Linked DNA regions of Homo sapiens: region 2 is linked to region 1. A link is a loop called in an ENCODE intact Hi-C map of the cell type or tissue named here. Cell type or tissue: HepG2. All regions are shown on one strand. Links, peaks and the distances in the headings refer to the core of each region. The heading gives the core; the rest is flanking DNA. Region 1 has its middle 130 kb from the start of LINC01186. Region 2 has its middle 44 kb from the start of LINC01186.

Region 1 (2,930 bases), core at 250-2,749:
CAATCCCAATATAAATAAGTTACTTTATGGGGTTGGACAAATTGATACTAAAGTTTATTAGGAGAATAAAACAAGAATGGCCAGATAAACACTAGGGGGAAAAAAACTAACTTATTAGTCGATAAACACACTCTAAGGGTCTATAATTAAAACAATGTGGTGCTGGCATATGAATAGACAAATAGATCAGTGAAATAAAATACACTTTCTGTCCATAAATAGACCCAATTATATGTTAAAATTTAGTACATGTTAAAGGTCTGGCCTTGCAAATCACTAGGGTAAAGATGGACGTTTTAATAAATGGTGCTTAGAAAATGGAGTAGCCATTTTGAAAAAGACAAACAGAAACATTCATCATACCATAAATACCATCCACAAAAATAAACTCCAATGGATCGAGACTCTACATATAAAAATGCAGCGTCATATAAGTACTATAAGGAAACATAAATGTTTATCCTTGGTATAGGAAAAAGCTTTCTAACTATGACTCAGAATGAAGAGTCAGTAAAAGAAAAGATCAATAAATCTGAGTACATGATACTAAAATGTTTTTGCATGTCAAAAAGTTCACAAAGTCGAAAGACAACTGACAAACTGAGAGAAACATTCACAATATATGCCACAAAGACTAATATCTTTAATATAAAAATTACTAAAAATTGAGGGAGAATTTCAAAATATACAGTGCATCATTAATATCTACATTATGTCAATTAAAAATGAAATTTGAAAATAAACTAATAAAAATAATTTTTGGCCGGGCATAGTGGCTCACACCTGTAATCCCAGCACTTTAGGAGGCCGAGGTGGGCAGATCACGAGGTCAGGAGATGAAGACCATCCTGGCTAACACAGTGAAACCCCGTCTGTACTAAAAATACAAAAATATTAGCCGGGCGTGGTGGCGGGCGCCTGTAGTCCCAGCTACTCGGGAGGCTGAGGCAGAAGAATAGCGTGAACCCAGGAGGTGGAGATTGTAGTGACCCGATATTACACCACTGCACTCCAGCCTGGGCGACAGAGCGAGACTCCGTCTCAAAAAAAAAAAAAAAAAATTAGCCAGGCATGGTGGTGCACGCCTATAGTCCCAGCTACTTGAGAGACTGAGGCAGGAGAATCACTTGAATCTGGGAAGTGAAGGTTGCAGTGAGCCTAGATCACACCACTGCACACCAGCCTGGGCAACAGAGTGAGACTCTGTCTCAATAATAATAATAATAATAATATTTTTTTAAATCATGGGAGAAAAAAATAGAAAAATAGTAAAAAAAAAAAAGAGTATACAATTAATAACAATAGCAACTACCACTGTGTATATATGTGTGTGTATGTGTGTGTGTGTGTGTGTGTGTGTGTGTGGGTATGTATACATGGCTCTCAAACACATAAAAATATTCAAATTCACTCATAATTAGAGCATTGCAAATTTAAAAGTATAGTACCACATTCATTCCTAAGGGAATGCAGGCACTCTCAGATTGCTGGAATACAAATTAGTATAGTCCTTCTAAAGAGAAATTTAGCAATACCTAACTAAAGTACTTATGCACTTACCATTTGACCCATCAATTTCAAGACTAGAAATCTAGTCTGAAGTCTGAATGTAGCAATACAAAAATATATACACACTAGGTTATTCATTGTATCATTGTTTGTAATTGCAAAATACTGGAAACATCGTAAATGCCCATACATGGGAGAGCAGTTGAATAAACTATGGTGTAGCCACACAGTGGAGTGCTATGTAGCTGTTTAAAACAAACAAAAAACAAGAAAAGAATGACTAAGATCTCTGAACTGATTTACAGTGGAAATATCAAAGTGCAAAAGAATATCTATAATATGCTCTATCTTTTATAATAGAGGATATAATAAAATATAAACGTATCTGCTCCTTTATCCAAAAGAAATCTAGGAAGGATAAACCAGAAACTAAAGACTTTTGTTTTCTGCAAGAGATGGTCAGCAAAAGGAGGGAAAGAAAATGCAAGTGGGAATGGCTTAGAAGAGATGAACAGAAAGCTATGCTTCTCTGATTACTCTTTTTTTTTAATAGCTTTGACTCTTAGAAACATGTTTTACATATATTCCCCCCAATAAATAACTGAAATAAACCAAGATGTGAGGGCAACCCAAAATGGAATACACATGATAATAAATGAACCAAACTGTGTTACAAAAGAATAACATAACCACACTGAAGGAGATAGAGAAGAAAAGTCCTAATCTAAGTATCCTCAGAATTAGTATTTTGACTGGATACCATAAGGCTAAAGACAAAAAGAGCTACATACAAGTATTGTACTCTAGTTAGTAAACCTGGTTATCACGGACATATGGGTTGGTAATTCTGAAATTATTTTATATAAAGTCTAGGGTTGAACAAAAAAGTAAGTATATTTTAGGTAATGGGGGTCACTTTTCTCAATGTCAGAGTTCCAAATAAGGAAAGTGTTAGAATGAACCTTGTGGTGTTGGATTGGAATTGGAGGTAGGTATCAGAAGGAACTCATGGTTTTTAACATACACATACAGATAGCTAGATACATAAATAAATCCATATATGTGCACACACATGGGTTAGTATACACACATATATTTTCTAGCTCTATCTACCGAGAGATCATAGAAGCAGTGATACCCCAGTATTTACCGCATTCACCGCATACTGTATTTATAGTATTTACCGCAATTACTGTCCAGGTCCTGTTTTCTGAAACATCATTCTTCAGTAAAAGGAGCAGAGTTCCTTGGAGAAGCAGTTGATTCCAGGGCAGGGGCAAGAAAACTACCAGGTGAGCGTGGAACATTTTGTGGTACCAAAAAATAAGAATATGCTTAGAAAAGGATAAGGGTTTGTCAAAAGAACACAGGAGCCAACCCAAAGAAGCTCCTAATAGCCAAAGATGGAACAGTCTGAGAAA
Region 2 (2,930 bases), core at 235-2,734, 84 kb after region 1:
TAAGAAGCCAGACACAAAAGACCACATATTGTATGATTCTTTTTATATGGAATGTCAAAAAAAGAAAAAGCAAATCTATAGAGACAGAAAGTAGATTAGTGGTTGCCTGGGACTGGAAGTAAGAATGGGAAATGACTAGAAATGGGCACAAGATTTCCTTTCAGGGCAATGAAAATATTCTAAAAGTGGGTGGTGGGAGTAATTGCACAACTCAGTACATTTACTAAAAATCATTGAATTGTGTACTTAAAGTGGATTAATTGTATGGCATATAAATTATATCTTAATAAGTTTAGTTAATAATTCTAATAGAAATCAAATTCTCCATTTAGGCACAGAACACACTTCAGTTACTTTAGAGTATTGGCTAGTGGTTGCTGCCCATAAGGCAAGGCCCTTAGAGGCATCTTTTTTATATAAAGGTAATAACTATAATAGCATTTCTTGAGTTCTTACTATAAGTCATACGCTATCTTAAGCACTTGAAATGCATTTGTTCTTTTAATGCTCATAATAAATTTATGAGTTAAGTAACTTGTTCAAAGTCACACAGGTGGCCAAACCAAGATTCAAGTGTATGTCTGCCTGACTCTAGTTTTTGCTCTATATTCTCACATTCTTGAGTTCTTACGTGAAACCAGAAAAAAGAAGAAAAAAATCACCACCTTTAAAGAGGTCTAGAAGACCTGATACCTGCTTAACAAAATGGCGTAATAGCAATTATGATCACAGACTTCAAGACAAAGAAAATGAATTAGTCTCTAATGCTGTGTAAAAAAGGATCACTGCAGACTTAGTGGCTTAAAACAACAATAAACATTTAATATCTTCCACAGTTTCCAGGCATCAAGAATCTGGGGACAGCTTGGCTCAATGGTTCCAGTTCTGGTTTCTCATGAGGTTGTACTCAAGATACCAGCCAGGGCTGCAGTCAAATAAAGGCTCAACTAGGGCTGGAGCATCTGCTTCCAAGGTGGCTCACTCACACGCCTAGGAGGTTGGTGCTGACTGTTGGTGGGAGGCCTTAGTTCCTCTCTCCATATGGTCCTCTCTACAGGGCTGTGTATGTGTCCCCATGACAAGGTTACTAGCTTCTTCCAGAGCAAACTGTCCAAGAGCCCAAGGTGGTAGCTAGGCTGTCTTTTATGATCTAACCTCAGAGGTCACACATCTGCAACGTCTTATTCAGTATAGGAAGGATCTACACAAGGACTTGAATGTCAAGAGGCAAGGATCATTACAGTCCTCCTTGGAGGTTGGCTGACACAGCAAATGTTTAGCTCACTCTGCTAGGGCTGGGAGAGCTGGAACTGTCAAGCATTTCATACCACATTTACCAGAGACATACACATGACAGTCCAAATAAAAAATACTCTAAAGTCATGGACAGCCACCTGTCTCTTTGGGCTGCAGCCCTGCTCTGCTCACTGCACATAGCAGTCCTAGTGGACTCAGATGGTAAATGGGGAGCCAAAAATGTGGCTTTTGGTGCCTCTACAGGCCCCTCATCCTGTCCATCTGATTTCCTATCCTGGACATATCTCTTTGCACATCCCACATCCCCTACTTCTTATCGAAATGGGCCTGGTCCTATATTTCATCTTCTTAAATCTTTCGTTTCATCTAGAGCTTGTAAAGCTCTAAGTCTGGAATACTAATTCAAGGTAGTGGGTTAGAAACTCATTTGGTGGCTGGGCGCGGTGGCTCACGCCTGTAATCCCAGCACTTTGGGAGGCCAAGGCGGGCAGATCACGAGGTCAGGAGATCGAGACCATCCTGGCTAACACGGTGAAACCCCGTCTCTACTAAAAATACAAAAAATTAGCTGGGCGTGGTGGCGGGCGCCTGTAGTCCCAGCTACTCGGGAGGCTGAGGCAGGAGAATGGCGTGAACCCGGGAGGCGGAGCTTGCAGTGAGCCGAGATCGCGCCACTGCACTCCAGCCTGGGCGACAGAGCCAGACTCCTGTCTCAAAAAAAAGGAACTCATTTGGTATAGTTGCACTCTAACTGCCTTCTAAAGCTTTAACCCCCCAAAATGGATGCATATGGGAGTTTTGTCATTTGCAGGCAGAGAGGAAGCATTTCTGTTTCTTTAAATCATATCAAGTTGACTCAAACCATAGATTCATGCATTTATTCATTCAATCAGTCAGCCAACCAGCATTTATTGAGTGCCTACTATGTACCAGGCACTTTCCTAGGTACTATATAAAACTCATCTTGCATACTATGAATGAATGGCAGCAAAACATGTTATAGGTTCCACAGCTGCAGAGTGTAGAAAGATCAAATGTAGCGCTCCTTCCTAAGGTTCCAAGGGAAGATACAGAGTCATCTTCAAGTAGAGCACTCTATGATATGCATACATTACTACTGGAAAGGTACATTTGTTAGCATCTCAGCCATACCTAGGAAAATCTTGTCAGCCAAAAAAAAAAAAAAAATCAAATTAGTTCCTCTGAGTGCAGCTTTTTAAAAGTACATTTAAAATACCACCCCCATGAAAACTTCAAAAGGTACATTTATGAACCCTATGAATATGAAAATATAATTCCCATCTAAGAGTTGATATTGTGCTTAAAATAAGGCAGCTAACAAATGTTGCCTCCTGAATAATTAGATATTACAAGTGCTAAGAGCTGTCAGGACAGGGTACCATAGTTATAGAAACCAGATAATTAAAATTGTCTTAGATTCCTCAGCAACTTGTCTTTTCCTCATTAACAAAGAGAAGTAGAGGAACAGATCATTTATACAATCAACAAAAGCTCCTTAATGCTCACTCTGTACAGTAACTAACTGTGCTGGAATTTGGAAAGCAGAGGTGGACAAAAAGACAGAGTCCAACGTCACTGAGCTTAAAATGCAGTAGGAAGGCATGAATCAAATAAATATTTCAGAAATGTATTCACAAGGGCAATGAGTGTAA

Evidence for each region. A loop is a pair of places that touch in the nucleus more often than their neighbours do. Peaks named below come from ENCODE experiments on the same cell type or tissue, not always from the same donor. Only the 100,000 strongest peaks of a DNase experiment are listed, where the experiment ranks them.
Region 2: a loop joins it to region 1, with 34 times the contacts of the local background. A loop is called at or near these places in 1 of 110 quality-filtered maps.

Annotation. Positions count from the first base shown.
Region 1 is chrX:46,197,397-46,200,326 of GRCh38, forward strand. No RefSeq gene overlaps it. Among named protein-coding and RNA genes, the nearest start is that of LINC01186, 130 kb to the right of the region's middle. In HepG2, for the core only: no CTCF peak of the experiment used is centred there; a DNase peak (open chromatin) is centred at 1,625.
Region 2 is chrX:46,281,804-46,284,733 of GRCh38, forward strand. No RefSeq gene overlaps it. Among named protein-coding and RNA genes, the nearest start is that of LINC01186, 44 kb to the right of the region's middle. In HepG2, for the core only: no CTCF peak of the experiment used is centred there; no DNase peak of the experiment used is centred there.